Regions from separate parts of the Mus musculus genome. Here region 1 is linked to region 2. A link is a loop called in an ENCODE intact Hi-C map of the cell type or tissue named here. Cell type or tissue: heart. All regions are shown on one strand. Links, peaks and the distances in the headings refer to the core of each region. The heading gives the core; the rest is flanking DNA.

Region 1 (11,862 bases), core at 2,060-10,059, 270 kb before region 2:
GCTCAAAGGCATACCTAGTAGGTCAGTGTTTACAAAATACCTTGGCTAAGTGGTCCAATTTTCTGAAAGATTCTTCAGCAATGTGTGTGTGTCTGTGTATGCATACATGTGACATATGTACATGTGTGTGGGAGAGTGGAGGAAGTGAAGAGAAACACCTTTGGTTCTTTTTTTGTCTTTGTTCATTGAATTCTCATAGGTGAGGGCAGGACTCTGTGGCAGATTTAGTGACCGATGACAGTCTCACAGAAAGTGATGTCTTTGGGATTATCTTGTTTGTGGAACAAATGGCCTCTTCCTCTATCACCGTAGCTGTCCTTCCTTTATTTCCAAGAATCTCTTTTGAAAGCTGTCATGCCAGAAATGATCACATCATTTCTCCGAATTGTCCTTTGAGGAGAATTTTGTCTGCCATGTTTAGAACACTCAGGATACTCCCAGTTTGCTCCATACTACTGGTCTCTTGGTTAGTCAACCTACTCTGGACCTCTTACATTCCTTTGCTAGCTTTAGACACCATCCCATAGCTTCTGACTGTAATGTAGAAGGCAGAAGACCAGCACTGTAGCCCTGGGCCTATTTTTTGCAAGTACCCTTGCTGATGAAGGTTCTTCTAGAATCTACTTTCATTGGCAAAGTACATAGACTCTCTTCCACCTCTAAGTTTCTAAAACTAATAAGCCCCTCTAGGAAACAAATGACTGGATGGTGCTTATGAGGAGCTGCAAGACGTGTGCCATCCCTTCCCTTCCTTTCCTTCAGGAAGGAAGGGACTAAGGTCCAGAAAGTCACTGTGACTGAGCTACAATCATAGCCCAAGCCCTGATTTTGTTTAACCTTTCTGTCTAAAAAATACAGCTTAAACAACTGGTAGAGAACTGAAATACTTAAGAACATGATATCTATCTATCTATCTATCTATCTATCTATCTATCTATCTATCTATCTATCTTCTACATATAGATATATCAGATACCTAGAGAGGTGACAGAGAATGACAGGGAATTTTACTTGCTGTTTTAAAATTAAGTAATAAGTATGCTGAGTGTTGAGGCTCATGCCTATAATACTAACATTTGTGGATCTTAGTTCAATGGCAACATTGACTATACATAGCAAGACTCTTGTCTCAAAAAACCCAAACTACAAAAAGTGCACAAAATCAATGTTGCCCTTAGAGAATAAATAAATGCCAATAGTTTGTCTACTCTACATAAGCATGGAAGAAAAGTGAGAGTAGCCCATCTCTATGTCCTCACACTACATGTTTTCATGACTACTTGGCATCTGTTATGGATTCTTATATCATGTGCGCGCGCGCGCACACACACACACACACACACACACACACACACACACCACTATAACTTTCCACAGGTTACCTTTTTATCCATCCTTATAATTTCTAGACCTATCCATTTTGATCAGTCCAAATTTGTTTATTCATCAAAATGTTAAATAGTACTCTCCAGGATATAAGAATATCAAAGCACACTACAATATACTTCTCAGCTTGTTTCTGGTGAAGAGTTGCCCAAGTGTGTTCTGAGTGGCAAGGGAATGTAATTAATGTCTGCTGGCACTCAGGGCAGATAGCAGGTTAGGTGAGTGTGGTAAGAAGACTGTCACCACACTGTATGATGTAAAAATGTCAGGCCAGTGTTGTAAGCAACTCCTGAACTTGATTCATAGCAAGTGACACAAGGAAAATGCAGGTATCAGTCCAGACCTAGACCTGAGTGAGTAGACTAAAAGGGTCCTTCTATCCTTGGAAGAGAACACACAGGAACACACATTAAAGACCCAGTGGGGAAGCCTGTGTTGACCAGAATGAAGATGCACACAAGCCATCCCTCCTCTGCAGTAGGAAGTGAGGGTTATATTCCCACTTTAGAATCCTTAGGATTGAATCCATCTTCAAAGACTCTTCTAAGGAATGGAAGGCTCAGTTGGCACGGCAGGATAAGCTCTGCTCTCAGGGCTTCCTTCTTTGACTATATTGCCTCTGAAATTCTCCTAGGAGCAACATGCCTGTTAGGCGGCAACTGAGCTGGGTAGGAGAAATTAGGAGAAAGAAGAAACTTGGGATGGGAGAGTTTTAAACCACTTGTTCTCAGAAGTCTGAGAAGAAATCTGTACACATGAACTGACTCTACCTTCTTATGTGATTGGAGCAGTAAGCATGTATACTTTTTGAAGGTATGAGGATCTTGATCCAGCATTTAATCGGTATATTTATTATCTCCTCATTAGAGCATGGCCCGTTATGGAGGTTCATTAAGTCACTAGGGATTTCTGAATCATAAATTTAATGAATTTCTGTTAAAACCTGTCCCCCAAGGATGGCCTTGTTGGACATCAGTGGGAGGAGAGGCCCTTGAGCCTGAGGGCGTTTGATGTTCCAATGTAGGGGAATGCCAGGGCAAGAAGACCAGAGTGGGTAGGTGGGTGGGTGAGCACCCTCATAGAGGCAGGGGGAGGGAGGATGGGATAGGGGGTTTCTGAAGGGAAGACCTGGAAAGGGGAAAACATTAGAAATGTAAATAATGAAATATCCAATTTTTTAAAAAAAAAAACCCGTTCCCATCAAATTAGGACCTGAAAGAGGTACAGTAAGTGAAAGCACACTTGAATGTTGGCTATCACAGTTGTCAGCATAGCCACCACAGAGGTGTCATTATTAATCAAAGGTTCCACTGCCCTTTGTGAACTTAACAGGGACAGGAACCTCTTTGACTTCTGCTTCAATGTAACAGCAAATCAAGCCCCTGGCTCTCACCCAGGCTACAACTCCCTTTTCCATCCTGTCCATGTTCTTTGGACCAGAGCCATCTGGACACTGAAGATTACCATTTGTCACATGACTTGTTCCTGGGAATTGAGTTTCATTAAGGAAGGACTTCAGCAAGTGCCAGGTCATCAGTAGAGAGGTTTAAGAGAGCATCCCAAGTTTAGACACTATAAGGATGAACAGTTTATACTTTCCCCTGTGATCTCTCTCATGTCTACAAGAAAGTCAACACAAAGTACAGACCAAGACAAAACTGGAAAATCTTATTCTAGGTAGTCACTTTGTCTAGTCCTTTCCATATTATGACAGTCCATGTTTCTGACTTGAAGATGTCATCTTTACCTAAGTTTCTGCATTAGCTTTTCAATTCCTGTCCCTGCATGATTCACAACTCTGAGGTGGAGATAGAGGGTGTTCAGGTGGCCATGAAGCCTTCCCTTATGCTGTCCTAGAAAGCTGTTCTGAGGCCATCTCTGACACCTTGCCTAGGGGCTGCAGTCAGCTCATGCCTCTAATACTTTCTCATAATTCATGTGCTCTGGGACCCATTACCAACTTCTTTAAAGTGGAAATAACTTGGTTTGATGAAGTGCTCTATAGAGCCTGCCATCTAGCAAATGTCAGCCTGCACCAGCAAAGACGACAGTACAGACACTGAAGATAGCAGCATCCCCACACCTTATACTTTTTCTGATTTAGAAAGACTTCTTTTCTTTTCTCCTGTCAGATCCTTCATACTTTGAAGAGATCTTCAAAAACCGTCTTCCAGTCTCTGGGAACCATTTCATTTGCTGGTACAATAGTCTATCTGAAATTACTAGCTATTTATTTGGCCTAGTATCCTTTGGAAGACTATAAAACTGTCATATCAGTCTATTTCTCTCTGCTTCTACCTATACACAGATCTAGACCCATGGGAATTTAGGAAAGTGTGTGTGTGTGTGTGTTTTCTATTTTCTGATCCCAGAGAGATACCAAACATAATAACCAGGAGATTTTACAGCTAAAGGGTGTGTCTTTTTAGATGTTCAGTACTTTTGACTTCCTTTACCATCAGCAACAGCTAAATGATGAAACTCTATACTTTATGTATAGCTGCTAATGAGCAAGGAGTTCTAGAAGCTAACTCAAGATAAATACTTGCTGTGCCAACTAGTTTTATGTTAACTTAATGCAAGCTGGAGTTATCTGAAAGAAGGGAATATGAACTGAGAAAATGCCTCCATAACATAAATGTAGGGCATTTTCTTGATTAGTGATCAAGCAGGGAGGGACCAGACCTTTGTGGGTGGTGCTATCCCTGGGCTGGTGGTCCCGGGTTCTATAAGAAAGTAGGCTGAGCACATCATGGGAAGTAAGACAGTAAACAGCCCTCCTCCATGGCCTCTGCATCATGTCTTCCTTCCAGGTGCCTAGAGTTCTTGCCTTGACTTCCTTTGGTGATGGAGTATGATGTAGAAGTGTAAGCCAAATAAACCCTTTCCTCCACAGCTTGCTGTTGGTCATTATGTTTCATCACAGCAACAGAAACGCTGACTAATATACTGCCCAGGACAATTTGCTGAGCCTTCATCTAGTCTGGAAGCACCCATTATGCATCCATTTGCAAGAAGTTAGACCTGAAGTACAGCAGAAGTCTCTCCCCATATAGATTAGTTCTGGCCCAGCAGCTCTGGACTTCCGGGCACAGGGCTGATGATAAGTGAGGGTTGTCTACACCCCTATTTTTTTTTTCTTTAGGCTGTTCAGGGTCAACTGTTGAATACTCCTAACCTTGGGCATTAAAAACTGCCTCTATATACTTAGAATTCTCTTGGCCGAGTGGGTTGAACTACAGAGTTCCACCCAATGGATGAACTTGCATTGGGCTGAACACTGTAGCACAGCCCTACATGGAGGTAGTGTCTGCATCCTGTGCAGACACTGTCCTCAGCTCTTTCTGATGCCAGCACAGCTCCTGTCCATCCTCCTGTTTCAGTTATATCACAGATACTTTTGCCGCTCAGCTGTGAGCAATTTGAGGGCATGTCCATTTTTGTCTTTGCTTGTTAGCTGTGTGGTAGGGAGTGAAGGAACTCAGTGAGGCCTGCTGACTTGGGACTGAGAGCACCACAGAAGGATGGTGTCCTGACCCAGCTCTGAGTGCCTGGCAGCAAACATCACCTCTGGTGCTAACCCTGCTTTCCCAAGGTTGGTTCCAGGAGCTGGCTCACGTAGCGCTGGTCTACAATCTCTTGTAGTGCTTCTTCATCTCTAGCAGGCAAATAATGGGTGGAAAGGCTCAGTCACAGGAGATTGGACTGTTTACAGTTGGCTGGGCCAAGATTAGTGTGAGCACAACATATGCCAGGTTCATTGGAAGTTACATTTCCCTTTTGTTTACACATTGTAGAGGAGAAGACCAGAAGGGGGGCGGGGGGAGGTGACCTCCTGTTAACCTCGCTGTCTGCTAGAGGCCGCTGCCCTCACCTCTGAATGAACTTTCAGATTATCTCACACAAGATTCACCTTGCGCTGAACTTGTGCGCCTGCTCTGAAGGCCCCAGTCACGTAGATGTGATTAAACATTACAGAGTGGCCATAAATTTACAGAAGTATTATTGTGGCTTGCTTTCCTTTCTTCTTTGGGAGAGGAAGAGAGCAATGGGTTTGGAACAGTGGGGGAGTTTAAAAAGGAAGTCCATAGTCAAACAAACAGTTCCTTTTTGCGGTTCTGAACAAAGAAGAAAACAAGGCATAGGTGTCCCAGAAAGAAAGGGAGAAATATTGGTCAGGAGAGGAGTCAGAGCTCTAGAGGGCTGCAGAGCCCCATTCTTAGCAGCAGAGCTGTGGTAATCAAGGCCCTATTTCTAGACAACCTCAAAGTTCACAGGGGACACTCGAACTGGTCTGCCCTGAAGGGACCCTTGAGAGAGAGGGAATACTTTCCCTTGAGCTTGCTTCATAGTTCAGGAAAGTGACAGGGAAAGAGGTGAGAAAGAGGAGGCTGCAAGCGTTTTCTTCTTTCAGCTGCTATGAGCATTTGAGACATTTCGACAGAGAGAGGACCATGTTCTAGAGGAAGCATCCCAGCTGACCAGATAACCCAAGAACATTTATTTCTGTGATCCATTATTTTATGCTTAAAGTAGAAACAAAAGTATCTCACTGAAAGTTTGCTAAACTCTCTAGAATTCCAAAGCCAAGAGGTGCCTACAACCAGCCTGTGTTACCTGTGAGACAATGAGACTTCTACAACTAGGGAGTATTCTATTTGATCCAAAAGACTTGGAAAAAAAAAAAGTGGTCAGGAAGCCCAGACTGAGGTGACAGGAACTGGCCAGAAAAGCCACCTTTGGAATGAGTTGTCTTGTCTCTGGTTACTTCCATGGCAGTGACAGAGTGCTTAAGAAGCTCACTGTCACCATAGCTGGCGAGGCAGTGTCCCCCAAAGCCCAGAGAGGGTCTGTCTACATAAGGAAGGCAGCCAATGGCTTAACTGAGTGTCTAAGAGTAGAATTCTGAAAACAGAATTAATAATGCACCAGAGTTTATGTCAGTCAGACTAAGCTCCCCCATGGTTCCTTAGAGCCAGCTGAAGGCCCCACCTCCTCTAGGAACCCAGAACCCATCTGTATACATGGAAAGTGCTCTTACATAGGTTCCCACTCCTCTGTTTGTCCCTCACAACTGACGATATCAGTAAACCAGAGAAACCTGACTATTTTGAGTCTGTAGCCTCCAGAATAAATGTCAGCTCTTTGAGGGCCAAGGCCCACACCATATGTGTGTGTGTGTGTGTGTATGTGTGTGTGTGTATTGTGTCTAAAGTCCTAGAAACTAACAAAAAGCTCTTGATATTCTACTGCTTTTGTGTTTCTTCTTCTATTAAAATTATTAGTTTTCTTGTGCACTTCTGTAAGAAACGTACATGCTTTAAAAATTAGAAAACATTTTAACACAAAAGCATAACAGAAAGTGACCACTCATAATTTTATCTCCAGGGGATAATGAATGTCAACAACTTCATGTCTGGCTTTTAAGAATCCCATAATCAGCCACCAAACCCAGACACTATAGCATATGCCAGCAAGATTTTGCTGAAAGGACCCTGATATAGCTGTCTCTTGTGAGGCTATGCCGGAGCCTGGCAAATACAGAAGTGGATGTTCACAGTCATCTATTGGATGGAACACAGGGCCCCCCAATGGAGGAGCTAGAGAAAGTACCCAAGGAGCTGAAGGGGTCTGCAACCCTATAAGTGGAACAACAATATGTACTAACCAGTACCCCCAGAACTCGTGTCTCTAGCTGCATATGTAGCCGAAGATGGCCTAGTAGGCCATCACCTGGAAGAGAGGCCCCTTGGTCTTGCAAACCTTATATGCCCCAGTACAGGGGAATGCCAGGGCCAAGAAGTGGGAGTGGGTGGGTAGGGGAGCAGGGTGGGGGGAGGGTATAGGGGACTTTTGGGATAGCATTTGAAACATAAATGAAGAAAATATCTAATAAAAAAAAGAATGTTTTCTTACCCAAAATAGAGTACATTATACATGCTGACAAAAGCCTATTCCCTGAATACAACATGTCTTTCCCATGTAGGGAGATAGCGCAGCGTGGTGCCTTTCACACACATGTAGACTATGCAGTAGGGATGCATTTTGTATACAGATTTTTAAATGTAGATTATCTTTCTTCATCATTTTGAAAGATTCAGATCGTTTGCTTTTAATGGCTATCTAAACTGAACACATCCCTTTTTAATGAATATTTCCCTCCAGTCCTTTTCTCTATTATCCAGTGCCTTGATAGAAACATGTAAAATATATCTTTGCATATTTCTTTAATAATTCCATCAAAGATGACAATATGGGTGGGGTGGAAACTGGAAGGCCTCTAAAGCTGACTGGCCAGGCCAATCAGTGACCTTCAGGTTCAGTAAGAGACCCTGTTCAAAGGTGGAGATGGGATCAGAAAGACACTTTTGGCTCCACTGCATGCTTACAAACATAAACACAAAAAATACATACCACACAATCAGAAGAGATGACAGTATAATGCAATGGGTAAATGGTTCTGGATCTAGGCAGCCTGAGGTAGATTCCTGGCTTTTCCATTAGTCACTTTCATGACGTTGGACAAGTTACTTACTCTTTCTTCTTTATTCCCTCCCTCTCTGGAACTTGCTGGCCTACTCCAGTCTCCTGAGTGCAGTGACAACATAACCAGTGATGTATTACACTTTCTGTGATCCAGCTTCATCCCCTACAGGACAGGATGGGGATAGTACACCTATCAGGTTGTGGTGCAGGCTGAGTACTCAGAACAGTGCCTTTCACATTGCTGTGCTGAACAAAAGCCACCAACGGTGAGGACTGATAATGGCAATACATCCCTAAGAACAGGATTTGAAGTCAGAGATCTGGGTTGTCATTGATTACTATCCCTCCAGATTTTATACTCCCATTAGGAGGTGTCATGGGTGTTTGGGAACAGAAATACTCCTCAAAGAACCTATTTCTGTTAGAAATACCAAAGGGGCACACTCATAAAAGCTTTAGGTGTATAATATTCTACCATAAGATCTTGTGCTTCCTTCTCTTCCTAAATCATAAATGCCAACAATAATCATGAGAATAAATTGTAAATACTGACACACTGGAAAGAAGGTTGTAGCCTGCTGTACTTAAGATAGTGCTTTATGGCTTGCAAAATGTTTTCAAATGGCTACACTTTTAAGTAGGAATACCACCTAAATTATTTGCTGTGAAACGTTATACTTTCAAATGGTACAGTGAGGATAGTTAGGCTACAAAGTGACCAAAGATGCTTATATTGATCTTTCCCCCAACCCCATGTTATACAGCCTAGACTAGCCTCAAATTCACTATATGGCCCAACTGAACCAAATTCTCCACTGTCCTGCCTCAGTTTCCTGAGTGTTGGGATTATAGGGGTGTGTCAGCACACCCAATAAAATGGCAGATCTCATGCCAATTCCTTCCTAGTCCCTTAGATTTAGCTCTACACCTCCAAACGAATTTGGCCCTGGGGAGGGGGGCTTCTTGCACCCTGCAGCTCTCCTCTCCCCTCATATCTTTTGGTTGTTTTTTTCTAGAAACCTTTCATTTCACTATCAGACATTAAGAAGCACATTTTCTTTACTCTGGCCTTGCAGCCACAGGTTTTCCTCTCTCTTCTCTCTAGAAACTCTTATCAAATGAGCTCAGAGGAAGTGAGCTATAGACACCCTTGATCTCTGAAGGGCTTGGAATATTTTCAATTATGCAACTTTGCTCCCTCCATCAAATGTAAGCATTAACAAATATAGTAAGTTATTCTAAACAAAATCGTTTTTCAAAAATTTAGGTTTCAAGGGAAGCAAAGTCTGCTATTCTTAGGACTTCCCTAAAATTCTCTTAGGTCTCTTCCTTGCTACCAGGAAATGTGAGTGTTCTACTATATTAGAAATTAAGTTTGTTTCCACCAAAGACCCTGTGCTGTGCACACAGAAGGAAAAAATGCCCCAGTCATGTTAACACTGGACTACAGTTGTATTTTTCCTTGGTGTGGCACCTGATGATGTAGGTCTACATCTGAGAATCAGTGTAACCGGTGTCCACAACATTATGGCCAAGTAAGCACTGGAAATAATGGTGAGTACCTGACAGTTTTACTTGTTGTATTAGAGAGAAAAATGTATTAGAGTGGTCTACAGGCTGTGGTCTAGCTAGTACATCAGGGACTGTCTACCAACAGAAAGTCCAAGAATTCAGTAGCTGTTCATTCCCCCAAGGTCTGCCCATGATGTCTCAGCTGGTCTTTAGTGTACACTGGAATCTTGAAGAAATAGGCTCTAATACCAGTGAATTAATAAACTTGCTAGCAAGGTGGAGGACACGCAGGCAAAGAGCATGAGTTTCCTTCTTCTATGTCCTCTGTGTGTGTGTGTGTGTGTATTTAATGTTGGTCTTCAGTAAAACATTCTGATATGATTGTGAAGCCAAGGATGATCTGAAACTTCTGAGCTCCTGTCTCCACTTTTTGAGTGCTGGGATTATAGATATGTGTCACCAGGCCCAGTTTATGCAGTATTGGTAATGGGACCCAGGGCTTTATGCATGCTGGTCAGGTACTCTATATACTCAGTCTCAGTGATAATATCTTTGTGCTACGGCTCTTCCTGTCCAAAAGGATGCAGCCTGTGGTGCTCCTAGGCATCATTTATGTGGGCACACAATGTTAACAGTTCCACAATAACAGCTTCTTTGGGTGGGTGTCTGCAGCTACCACCTGCAGGACGTGTTGCCCTTTTCAGTAATGACTGCTGTTTGCTCTCAAACTCCTTCCCAGTCCTCCCTGGTGGGCTGGCAAATATTTTCAAAGCAGATGTATAACCAACCTTTAGTATCTTCTTTGCACTTGACAGCAAGTGAAATCTCTGCCCTCAAGAACACTTCAGTTTAGCCAGATCAACATATTTAAGACAGCCAAAATACATTTTGGGAGGATGTTATCAACATGTCATCAATGCCAAAGAAAACTGAGAAGTCAATATAAATGAAGTAAGAAAAGTATTGCTGTTGTGAGATGCCGAGGAAGAGCAGTAGGCAATGGCAACCTTTGTTGCAGGCAGTTCCCAGCACAGTGCCCAACACCAAAGCTAATACATGTTTATAGAATGATTTTCCCCTCTCCTGATCTGCTGTCTATTTCAAAGTTAAGGGACCAGGTGTTTTCCAGGACACCTTCCTTCCCCAAAGGGCCCTGAATCATTACAATTTCCATAAGGTTGTACAATTTTCTGGCAGCCATCCCAGAGGGGGCTACATCTCATCTAGCAAATCAGTATGCTCTGCTTCTCTGGGGGATAGTGCCCATGGGAGTATGACTTGCACTTCTAATGAGATTTTTCACTATATAAGTCATCCATGGTGATGAAGTGACCATGTACTCATTGTCCTTTCGTTCTCAGCAACACACACATCCCAAAGGGAATCAGCTGAGGAGTTGGGGATTCCGTGGCTGGTGGCCAGAGAGCAACTTTTTTTTTTTCTCTAGGGTGTTGACTCGGCTGAGCCAGCATGTATGTAGAAGATGACAGCACTTTCTGATCTCTCTTGACAGTCATAGCCTTCCTGGCCAGAGCTGACCCAGGAAAATATTAGCAGTTTTATCCCCTTTCCTCCTGACCTCAAATGAACCCCATCTGCACCAACTGTCCAGGCACCTGCAGCCTCCAGAATCATTTCTCAACAGACCATTTTATCTGTCCCACATAGACAGGTGATATTGGAAAACGTCATAATATTGCTGGGCTAAATTTCTCCAATAAAATGAGGTTCAGGGGCTAATTGATTTCCAAGGGCCCCTTTCTATGTCTGAAACTTAATCTCTCCCTGTGCCATATTCTCCAGTGAGACAAAGCAGGAAAAAGCCTTTCTCCTCTGCTGGGGCTCTACTATCCAGGAAAAGAAGCCTGCCATGTCTCAGTGCCATGATTTCTACACACATATATTTAATCATTTACCACTGAATAAATGCAAACAGTATTGTCCAAACAGTAGGGAGACAACACACACACAAAGACTGCCCCTACTTCAGGTGGGCATGCTGCCGTCCCTGCTCTAGGTTGGGTTTTGCAGAGATGCTCCAGGAGGTCTCATACATGGTAGGCCAGCAGAAGTGACCTGACAAATATTATTCACTTTTATCACGTCTCCTCTCTTCCCAGTGTCAATCTGGTAGGTAGCTGAGTAGCACAAACTTTGATTACTGTGAAATCAGTGAGATATGGGCTAATCTCAGAGGCCATGTGGAGGACACAGGAGACTGAGTGTTAGTTGTGTTTGTCTGCTGCTTCGGTGTGGATTTCTGTCACCTAGTGTTATCCTTATCTGCTTCACATCTTATCCTGGTGATTCTCCATGGTGGATTTTTTTTCCAGCCTCAGAGCTTCTAGGTCTCATCGCCCTAATGAGCTGATAGGCATGTGTAAAATCCCTGAGGTGTGCTGAAGTGGAAAAAAAGCAGCTCCACTGTCTTGGCAAATGCTTGGTGCATCTCCCCTTTGGCCCTACGCTGTGTGAAAA
Region 2 (11,862 bases), core at 2,489-10,488:
GGGGATCTGATGCCCTTTTCTGACCTACAAAGGACCCAGGCATACACATGGCAAACAGATATACATGAAGGCAAAATATTCATACAATAGAAATAAAGGTATTTTTTAAAGAAATGAATCTACCATGTGACCTAGCAATATAACAACTCCTTGGTATATAGCCAAAGAACTTGACATCGGACTCCACAGATTCTTGTTCAGTCATATTCACTGCTACCCTTGGTTGCCACCAAGAGGTAGAAAGTAAACCTCTATTGCTGAAGATGCCATGCACCTCAGAAACAAGGTGCAGAGATCTCTAAGCTGTAACTAAACTGAATGTCTCTCTAGGGAGTAAGTAGCCATGGTACCAGAAGGCACCATGCAAGCTTTCAAAGGAGGGAGGCAATTAACAGTCCTACCCAATTCTGATACCTATGAACCACATCATCTAACAGCATGGTATGACTGATTACCTGAAGGATGCAGTAGTGGCATACATACCTAGATGGTAACCAACAGCTCTTTTGTTGGCCTTGAGCAGTAGCCAACAACTCTCTAATTAGACTTAAGCCCCACTTAACAAGAAGGAAACCACAACTAGTACTAGAAATCTTGATAACTACACAGTGCTAATGAAGTCATGGTTATTGGAAGAAAATATACAACCAGTATTTTTGTTAAACTAGCATAATCTGTAAATATCTGGCCATTTATCCCTAGGTAAGTGTAGTCTTCATCCCTCATCAAGGAAACTTCTCTTTGTAACAGACTGAAAACAATACAGAAAACCACAACTATCAAAATCCAAAGTTGTGAAGCCCAGTCCCAGTGGATACATCTACAAAAACTGCCACACCTAAGGCTCAGAGAACATTTAAGGAGGATGGGTATGAGAGACTGTAAGAGAAAGAGGATCCGGGATTTTGTTGTGAGATTGTCTCCTACTAACATCAGAAGTTGTACCGGTGAAGTCTCACCAACATGACAACCCGAATATGATCTGAAGGAGGAGAAAACCAGTGAACACAGCAAAGCCCATGAAGCCTCAACCCTACACCAAGAACTACAGCAACAGAGGAAAGCGAGGCGGGAAAGAGGTGGTCTTTACCAGGGAAGAGCACACAAACCAGAAGTCCAGGGTCAAATGGTCAACTTTGAAAACATGTATACAAGTAACATAATACAGACTGAGCAGGTCCTACAATAACAATTAGAGAAAAAAGAGGACACGATTTTGAAAGAGAACATGGAGGAACATATGAGCAGGTTTGAAGGGAAGGAAGAAAAGAAAAATATGTTGTAATTACATTATAATCTCAAAACAAACACTGAATAAACTTTATTGCAACGGTATACTTACTAAGACACCTTGCTATCTATGTACAACAGAGATATGAGTGAAACTTAAGCTTCTTTGGCATTCTCGGGATTGAGCACCTCATGCATAGTCTGTAAGCACTGCCGTGCAGCTATTATGCCAGCCTGCTCTACTCAGACAGGGCCTCACTAAGCTTTCCAAAATGGCCTGGAACTAACTCTGCACACACAAAAAAGAAGCCCTGACTTTGAGATCCTCCTACTTCAATCATCCTAGTAGCAGAAATCTCATCTTTGCCACCAAGCCTTGTTGCTTTCAAACAGTTCCGTTATTGGTGTAACTGTTTACATGATAAACATACCCTAACAGAGTATACATTTTAAGTAAAAGTGATGACTACAATCAGTTAAATATGAAAAATAATGTAAAAGTACTTTTACTCATGATGGTCCCTAAGTCATTAAGAAAAAACTTCAATGCTATTATTTTATAGATGACTTGACTATGCATTTTTCATCCAAAACAATTAAACAGGCCAACTTGATTCTCTTAAGCCTATAAGGAATAATGATAATTCCACAATGAAGCTGTCAACGAAAAGTAATGAAAACAAGACAAAAACTGTCATTTGTTGACTATATCTTATGTAAATATAAAAAATTTTAAACCAAAAATGTGGCGCTCATAAATAAGATTATCATGTTAAGCAAAATAAAACTAACTTTAGAAAAAAATAAATGTTTTCTGTCATCTGTAGCATTCAGACTTTAAAACATACACATAGGTAAGATCAAAATTATCAGGGGACCTTTGAGGAAGAAGGCACCAATGAAGGGAGTTAGGGACAAAAGACAAAAATGAGAGGCTGAGCATGAACAAAGTATAGAAAACATACTGAATACGCTCCTAGGAAAATGCCATAAAGAATGCTATCAATTTCTACAATGAATAGAGGGAAGGAGAAAAAGAAAAGAAAAGTAAGTACTATCTTTTGTTGATCTCAAGAGACCGCCTCAGACTCAGAGAAATCTGCTTACTCCCTGGGCCCTGAGTCAGGCCAACACCCCTTTCCATCCCTGGATGGAGTATCCTATCAGTAGGAATCAAAAATAGGGATTTTTAAAATTTTTAATATAAATTACCTTTGTGCAGCTTCAATTTCTTTAAATCAGGGATAAATAAACTTTAACACCACATAATGTTCTGAAAATCACATAGCTATTAAGTGAATAAGCATATTTCAAACATCAAAAACTTGCCTCATTTCACCAACTTAAATATTTCTTACCTCTTCATCATCTTCCTCGTCTTCCACATCCAGAATTCCCGAATCCTGTTCCGACTTTGGACTTGTGCTCTCCACCTCTGCATCAAAGATTGTATAAACATCTTTCTTAGATTTCCTTTTGCTACCTATTCTAGGCTGTTGCAAGACAATGTTATCCAGGTTTCTTTGCTGTTGGGCCTAGAATATAAAGAAAATACAGAAAATAATGAAAAATAGAAGAAAAGATCCCCAAGTTTCCAATAAACTAATTTTAAGCAAATCAGTAACTGTAATTGTAGGGAAAGAAAGATTTCTTTTTTTCCTTTCTTTTTTTCTCAGTTTTTTTTAATTAGGTATTTTCCTCGTTTACATTTTCAATGCTATCCCAAAAGTCCCCCATACCCATCCCCCCAATCCCCTACCCACCCACTCCCCCTTTTTGGCCCTTGCGTTCCCCTGTACTGGGGCATATAAAGTTTGCAAGTCCAATGGGCCTCTCTTTGCAGTGATGGCCGACTAGGCCATCTTTTGATACATATGCAGCTAAAGACAAGAGCTCCCGGGTACTGGTTAGTTCATATTGTTGTTCCATCTATAGGGTTGCAGATCCCTTTAGCTCCTTGGGTACTTTCTCTAGCTCCTCCATTGGGGGCCGTGTGACCCATCCAATAGCTGACTGTGATCATCCACTTCTGTGTTTGCTAGGCCCTGGCATAGTCTCATGTATACATTTTTAGACCTGAGTAAAATTAAACACAGTAATGCATACATGTTGTCTGAAATGGAGTCTTATGTAGCCCGAACTGGCTTCACATTTGCTATGGCATGGAGGAATGCCTTGAACCCTAATCCTCCTAGCGTCACTTCCCAGTATTGGGATTCCTGGTCTACACCCGCAAATTCAGGTTAACATACACTCCTTTGCCCTGAAGCCTTCCTGTATTAGCTCTTTTCAAAGTCATTGCAGAAAAAAGATAATTCAATGATATTATCATGGGTCATTTTAAGTATTTGCTAAGCAACCAGTAATAACTCTACCCATCCCATATTCACCTACCATGCATGTACCAAGGGCATGGTACAAATGTCTAGCAGTTTTCTCTTACAAAGAAAAGAAATATTGAAATAAAAATGATAGAAGATAGACAATCACTTGGAATTAACTGTGATAACTTTAAGTATAGGAGTTTTTGAATATGAATCCAATAAATATAATCAAGATAATAAATTATCTGAAAATATATTTTCTCAGGAAGTATTCTGGACTAGCAAAGGTAGCCTATTGAAAGGGATTTTAAAGGACTTACTCTTTAAAATTTAAAATACACCTACCTAGCAAAATTAATTAAGAGAATACCCAATCCAGTGTCAACAATAAAATCTCTAACCACCAAGTGCAGCTACAAGTCAACTTAGCCACTCTCAGAAAATTTGTATTGCAAAGGGTTTGCTCCAAGTCACAACACCAGTGAGTAGTAAGAAGAAGCTCGAAGGATGATCTCTTAAGGTACAGACAGTCATCCTTCACTATACCAACAGCCCAAGAACCGGGCAAATATTTTCCAAAACAAGGGTTCTGTGGCCATATCAACAGACACAATGCATTTTGTATATCCTTGAGAAGCAGAGACAGGAGATTCCTGGAGCAATATTGCAAGTGAGATCAGCCAAGGCAGCAAGCTCTAGGTTCAAGTGAGAAACTCTGACCAATAAATGCAATGAAAAATAATCAAAGAAAACCCAACATCAATAAAGATCCTCCACAGGCACAAGTAAACATACATACATGCATACATACATACATACATACATACATACCACACACATGAAAAAATGTAAAAGAGAAAGAAAAAATAGGTAATGATACTGTCTTTAAGAAACTTGGGTAGCCAGATGGTGGTAGCACATGCCTTTTTTCCCAGCACTTGGAGGTCGGGGCAAACTGATCTCTGTGAGATTGAGGCCAGCCTGGTCTACAAAGCAAGTTCCAGGACAACCAGGTCTACACTGAGAAACCTGGAGGGAGAGAGAGAGAGAGGGAGAGAGAGAGAGAGAGAGAGAGAGAGAGAGAGAGAGAGAGAGAGAGAGAGAGAGAGAGATTAGAGAGAGAGATTAGAGAGAGAGGGAGGGAGGTAAGGAAGAAGGAAGAGAGGCAGAGGGAGAGAAAGAAAGGAAGAGGAGGAGGAAGAGGAGGGAGAGGAGGAGGAGAAGGAGAAGGAGGGAGAGGAGGAGGAAGAAGAAAGGAGAAGGAGGGAGAGGAGGAGGAAGAAGAAGAGGAGGAGGAAGAGGAGAAGGAGGAGGAAAAGAAGAAACAACAATAACAACAACAACTTGCGTAATCTGTTTAAGCCCATAGTATTCCAGAAACATTTCTCCATAAAACCTAGGCTTTCTGTACCATGCCAAGGTGCAAGATTTGAAGCTCATGACTTCTTATAAATCAATATATTTCTCTTCCATGCCAAGCTGAAATTAGTTCATGAGAAAATAAGTGTCACTGAATCTAAATGAGATTAAGGAATTCAAGATAAATCTTCATATTAGAAGTTAGTTAAGACTCTGGTCAAATGAAACAACTATAACAGGCCAGAAAAACTAGAACTATGTGAGCTAGTTTCAACCAAAACAAAGTAAAAAAGAATCTACATTCCAGAGATTTGAATCAATGCACAAACTTGTTTCTCTGCATATTATCCATTGACATTCTGGGTTCACTTACATCAAATCCATGCCTTCAGTAACAAACTAAACTAGAGCAAGCATTCACAAACAATTCAGGTCTATACAAAAGGCGAGCATTCATGATCTCAGGTTAAGTACAGCATTCTTTCTACACCTCTCAGTGAGACAGCACTGCACCTACTACAGACCACACACCAAGGACTCAGGAATTGGGATCTCCACGCCTTCCTATTCCAAAAAGCAGATTTTCAATTGCAAAGTGGCTGCTTGTTCCCTTCTTTTTCTACTTTCTTTCAGAACACCAAAGTGAGAATTATAGGGTCAGCTTTTTTTGGGGGGGAGGTGGTTTTTTGTTTGTTTGTTTTTTGTTTTGGTTTTTTTGAGACAGGGTTTCTCTGTGTAGCCCTGGCTGTCCTGGAACTCACTTTGTAGACCAGGCTGGCCTCGAACTCAGAAATTCTCCTGCCTCTGCCTCCCAAGTGCGCCACCAAGCCCAGCAGTGTCAGCTTTGTAACACAGAGTAGTCAACTCTGGTCAAATATACTAAAAGCAGGAAAAGTAACAGATCATTGTAACAACTCAAATAATGATGAGAACCAAGTGTGGTACTAGTGCACACGGGAGACAACTGATTTGTCAATTTGCGAGCTGAACATGATAGAGAAGAAATGAAATGAGAACAACTCAAAGTATTCTGGTCTTGATAGCTAGACAGTGAAGCTACCTTCAGAACAGAGACCATGAAAATTATGGGCTAAATGAAGAATCATTAAGGTGATACCATGAACCTGCTGGATACACAGGTAAAAATGGCATAAAAACACTAAACAAACAAAAAATGGGAATGGGTCTAGGGAAGTGGGGGGGGAGGGTATGGGGGACTTTTGGGATAGCATTGGAAATGTAATTGAGGAAAATACTAATAAAAAAATATTTTAAAAAAACACTAAACAATGATTCTCTCAAATTGAAAAAAAGAAATTCTTTCCCACTGCAGGAAGCCTCATTCCAGACACCTAACACACACACACACACAGAGAGAGAGAGAGAGAGAGAGAGAGAGAGAGAGAGAGAACAAGTGAGATACAAGTTTCTACATGAATGCAGCAGATGACAAATGGAGTCTGTATGAGAATGTGATCTGGCCCCTAAAATTACAGGATAACCTACCAGAAAGAGGCAGGGGGTTGCACATAGCCATAGCATTACCTAATGTGAACTGCCACTGTCAAGTGTCGGTACCTATGAAGCATCCTACGCACACCATTAAGCAAAGGCTTCTTGTGGAATGCACCTCTCAGCTCCAAGACACCTTGCAGTAAGATTCAGAGTTCAAAAGGAAGACTCTCTCTTGTGAGGCTATGCCAATGCCTGGCAAATACAGAAGTGGATGCTCACAGTCATCTGTAAGATTGAACACAGGGCCCCTAATGGAGAAGCTAGAGAAAGCACACAAGGAGCTGAAGGGGTTTGCAACCCTATAGGTGGAACAATAATATGAACTAACCAGTACTCCCAGACCTCGTATCTCTAGCTGCATATGTAGCATAAGATGGCCTAGTCGGCCATCACTGGGAGGAGAGGCACTTGGTCTTGCAAACTTTATATGCACCAGTACAGGGGAACGCCAGGGCCAAGAAGTAGGAGTGGGTGGGTAGGGGAGCAGGGTGGGGGGAGAGTATAGGGGACTTTTGGGATAGCATTTGAAATGTAAATGAAGAAAATATATAATAAAAATTGAAAAGAAATAAAAGAGGAAGATTTATAACAAGAAAAAAAATGCCTAATGCCTTTAAAAAAAAAAAAGAACACGCAAAACCCAAAGGCACCTGCATTTATTGACACAACACTGACCTCTAGTGGTTCAGAGTTCACAAACGACCTCAGAAACTGAGGAGTGCAAAGGCTGAGTAGTAATGGGGGAGGGGGGGAGGAACAGGGTTTGGGATTTTTCAAATTTTTGTGATATAAGAAATCTTTCTCATCCAAACCTTGAAATTTACTGATTCCATAACCAAAGCATGTTTGCTTTGCTTCTCTTGCAATAGTCTCATCTAGTAACAACCAACAATCAAATATACCTAGTAGTATCAGCAAGATTGAACAAGTGCAAATGAAAGACCTTGAACTGAAACAAAACAAAATACCCTGGCTGCCTTCCTCTAACAATGACAGGAACCTACGCCACTGTGGACTGTGGAAGCATGAGCTCCCTAGCACTGCTCGGATGCAGTCCCTGGAGCACCTGCTGCTGCAACACATTAGAACCCCAGCACTGCATCAGTATCAGCAGCAAGCACAATGCATACACACAAGACACTACTACCGACCCCCTAAGCCTCATCCCTCATTCTGGCTTTATCAGAAATCTGGGCTACAAATCCAGAAGAAAATGAACACAACCTCAGGGACTCAGAAGACATTCAACTGTCAACCCCAGGGCTTTCCTAACTCCATAAGAAATAACAGCAACCCTCACACAGGACAGGTAAAGATATCCCTGACTGGTTGCTGCAGTAGCTGGTTCCACAAAACTCCTCAGAAAGCCTGACAAACTAAGGACCCAGACCTCCAAGAACTAGACCATACACTGACTCCTCGGCTCTCTTTTCAGCCCTAACCTTTATTCCTGACTCTCTAGATCTATTGCTGGATGATAAATCTCATATCAGACTCCTCATTCCTTCAAAGAAATAAACACTGAAATGCGATTATTAGCCTATTCTGAGTCTAAAGCCTAAAGGACAGGTGATGCAAGAGAGAAAGAGAGAGAAAGAGAGAGAGACAGACAGACAGACAGACAGACAGACAGAGACAGAGAGGCAGAGACACAGAGACAGAGAAAGATCTTCCATGAAAGGACTGCAAAGCAGTGAACTTCATCTGGAATTTGGCATCTCCAACGTCATAGTCAAACAAAAAGATGGGAAAATAGAACAGTAATCAAAAGAGAGAAAAAGGTATTGCAAGATCACAAAAAGCTACTTTCATGGACTCTGCACAGAAGTGTGCTATTATGTCATATCTAAAGCCATTTTTGGTAAGATTACACTGATTACAAAGGATGTCCATCCATAGGAGAAAAAAAGTATGATTATAATGCCTTGGCACTTTTCTTTTTTTATTACGAAAGGTGCTCACTATCCACTTTAAAATTAGTCACTAAACATCAAAGAAAGCACTAATGGAATTCAAAGGTAATGCAGAAAGTAGGCAACATAACTATAATCTGTGCACCTCAAAGGGATTAACAACCACAATTTAAGAAAGTCCTGTGACTCGACGACAACAACAACAACAACAACAACAACAACAACAACAACAAAATAATAAAAATGAACAAAGGACTTGAATAAAAACTTCTCTAAGCAAGCATGTGAAAGAAGCTGAAATCATTACTTATGCTGGGTAATCTTGACTAACAGCTTGATTGAATTAAGAGGTGATTAAAAGACTAGTACAGCAAACATCTAGGGGTGTATCTGACAGTATTTCCAAAGAGGACTAAATCCTAAGTGCTCTTTCCTAATGAATGGATTTATGCCTAGATAAATTTATTATGTGATGAAGGTAAAAAAGAAGCCTGGCTAGAGGACCAAAAGTCATTGAGGCATACCCTCAGATTCTAAATACCAACAAGCCTAACGCCAGCCCTATACTTTCTTTTCCTGCTTCCTAGACATCATGTTGTGAAGATCTCTGCTCCTCCACATCAACCCCACAATAAAGAGAGAAAACTCTAAAACCAAGAGCCAAAATGAGTAATTTCTTTTTTGAATGGTTCTTATCAGGCACTATGTCACATCAGTGAGAAAAATAATCAATATGACAATGACTGCGGAAATATAAACCAAAAAAAGCTGCAAAAAGACATCATCTCGAACAGCACTGCAGCTCCTCAAAGTAAGGACCAGCAGAAGGAGCTGTGGGAAAGAGTTTATCAGGATCACAGAGATACCGCAAATACCAAGGGATAAAGATGACAGTGATAGTCACTAAAGAAGTATGATAGATAACAACAATAATGTAATGCTAACTTAAAAATTAAGGAAATCTTCTGGCATGATACAATAACAAATTACAAGGCTATAGTGCAGTTCAAAGAGAATGAAGAAGCACAGCAGGCCCAGAACTGAATACAACAGAAACGATGGCTTGAAACATTTCAAACCTATAACTGCCGTGTTAAGAGCTTTAACTGAAAAGCACATAACAAACATGAACAAAAAGCTAAAGTAAGCAGACAGAAGAAAATTCTAAGAAATAACCAAAGCAGAAATGCCAGAAATCAAAAACTCAAGGCAAACAAGAATGCCTTTGATGGGCTCCTTAGCAGACAGTACACAAGCAGAGAACAAGATCTCTGAGCCAGAGATAGAAGAACAAAAAATTTAAAACTAATATATATCCGAATATCCAAAAAGAAAACATCAAGATCTGGGAGGCAAAAACAAAAGATAAAACCCACATGAGAGGAATAGCAGAGGAAGAGGAGACCAGGGAAAGCACGAGCAATGGAAAGGCGTGACTGAGTCTCCACAGACTGATGCCCCACACCAAACCACACATTCAAGGACACCAAACCCCATGTTATTCAACAGGTAATATAAAGCTAAAACCGCCACACTTAAGCATTAAACTTCAAAAAAGTCAAATATAAAAACTCAAGGCAGATCCCAGAGCAAACAAACAGTTTCTCTAGAGAACAAAATAATCACACTTGTTTTCTCATCGTGGACCATTTAATCAAGACTATAAGCTCTATGTGTAGAATGTGACATGCAGCATTCTGTAGCAAACTGAAAAGAAGTCTGAAAACAAGTTGTTGCAGGAGCAATGAGCCACCAGCAATGTCCTCTCCCCTCTTCCCCTCCTCATATATTCACATTAAAAATGATATAACATATCTACATACCTTACTAGACATAGCATTGAATGAAAAAATGATGTGAAAGAAAGCCATATCGTGATTTAAACATTCTGTTTCACATAAAGGCTTCTGTAGGAAGTCCAATGAGAAAAAATTCAAAGACCACATCAAAGTGAAGAGCAATAACTAAGCTGCCCTCTGACAAGGGGGAATGATGATGAAAACCCCTTTGTGGTAGAGAAAGCATGCACCTTTAGTGTGGCTGACTAGAAAGTCTAGGACACATGTATATCCTGAGAATTACCTTGACATTGTGGCATGATGCTGGAATTCCAACCAAGTTATGGAATATGCCATTGGCCATGTAAGTTACTACTGAAATCAAAGATAGGGAATTCAATACATAAAAGGCAACTTCTGTGGAGAAAACTATATCATGGCTTAGTCTTCCACTGTAAAAGTTACTGATAAATCAAATCTACAAATACACACACACACACACACACACATAACATGGATAACATTATAGCTTGTAAATATGAGAAGTGATGAAAATATAAAACTTATATCTAGATTCTAAGACACAGTGTTTAGAGAAAGGTTCTAATAATATCCAACCTGCACTGAAGAAATACCAATGAGAAAACAATGTGAACTGCTATGCTAGGCTTGACTCCACCTCCTGAAACAGCTTAAGTAAAAAAGAAAACACTGTGAAAGATGAGAATCCCAAAGTTTGAATTTGATCACATTAAGAATTTCTACCAAAGAGTCAAAAGGTCAAACCAAGTGTAGCAGTGCACATATGTAATGGCAGAAATGTAGTAGTGCACATATGTAATGGCGGAGCTTGAACAGCAGGGGGCAGAGTCATGGCGTCAAGTAAGACTCTACATACATTTGTTTAAAAAAAAAATTAAAATAAGCTCTAGAGAGATGGCTCTGCAGTTAAGAGCACTGACTGTTCTTCCAGAGGACCTGGATTCAATTCCTAGCACCTGCATGGCAGCTCACACCTGTCTGTAACTTCAGTTTCAGGGGATCTGACACACTCACATAGACATACATTAAGGCAAAACATCCGTGAACATAGTGAACATAAAATAAAATAAATCACTCATTTATTTCATGACATCACTCTGTGAGAGGACCTAGTACCAAGTGACACAGAACACGTCATGTCCAAAAAGTCCCTCACAATCCAGTGTTTCCTTGTTTTATCAACAGCCTCCATTAACACTGAACGTCCCCCCGCCCCGAGCCCTATCCACTCATGGACAGCACACGCTTGGACAGAAGAACATCATGACACAGAGATCAAATCTCTACTACCCCCAAAACTTAGGCAGCCATGGAAAATGCAATGCCATCTTTGCAATTTAGTCAACCTATGAAAAGCCTAGTAGAATAACCAAAGTGAATAAAATGTCTGATCCAAATTTCCCACAAAAATTGAAATTTGATGAACAATAGCAGAAAAAGTGTTAGAGAACATGGGACCTATATGCAGTATCTACGTCTTTTAAAGAGTACCATAGGAGAAAAGAACAGAAAAAAGTACAATGAGGCTGATCTGAAACATCAGGCTTTACAAATAGTCTAACTTATAAAAGAATGAATAAGGCTGCTGACACAAATATCTCATAAAAATTAAAGGGTAGACTGAAAGGTTCAATCAAAATAAAGTCACTGAAATTTCCAGTTTGAATTGCCTGTCTGTTACCAAGAAAGGAAAAAAGAAAA

What was found. A loop is a pair of places that touch in the nucleus more often than their neighbours do. Peaks named below come from ENCODE experiments on the same cell type or tissue, not always from the same donor. Only the 100,000 strongest peaks of a DNase experiment are listed, where the experiment ranks them.
Region 1: a loop joins it to region 2, with 2.7 times the contacts of the local background. A loop is called at or near these places in 1 of 42 quality-filtered maps.

What each region holds. Positions count from the first base shown.
Region 1 is chr6:84,635,594-84,647,455 of GRCm38, forward strand. All of the region lies in intron 20 of Exoc6b (exocyst complex component 6B), which reads right to left. Among named protein-coding and RNA genes, the nearest start is that of Cyp26b1, 48 kb to the left of the region's middle. In heart, for the core only: a CTCF peak has its summit at 5,579; DNase peaks (open chromatin) are centred at 2,788 and 5,148; H3K4me3 peaks cover 319 bases; H3K27ac peaks cover 740 bases.
Region 2 is chr6:84,905,525-84,917,386 of GRCm38, forward strand. It overlaps Exoc6b (exocyst complex component 6B), which reads right to left. Exons shown (of 22, transcript NM_177077.2): 7 at 2,589-2,765. Among named protein-coding and RNA genes, the nearest start is that of Exoc6b, 160 kb to the right of the region's middle. In heart, for the core only: CTCF peaks have their summits at 7,107 (motif pointing left) and 7,321; no DNase peak of the experiment used is centred there.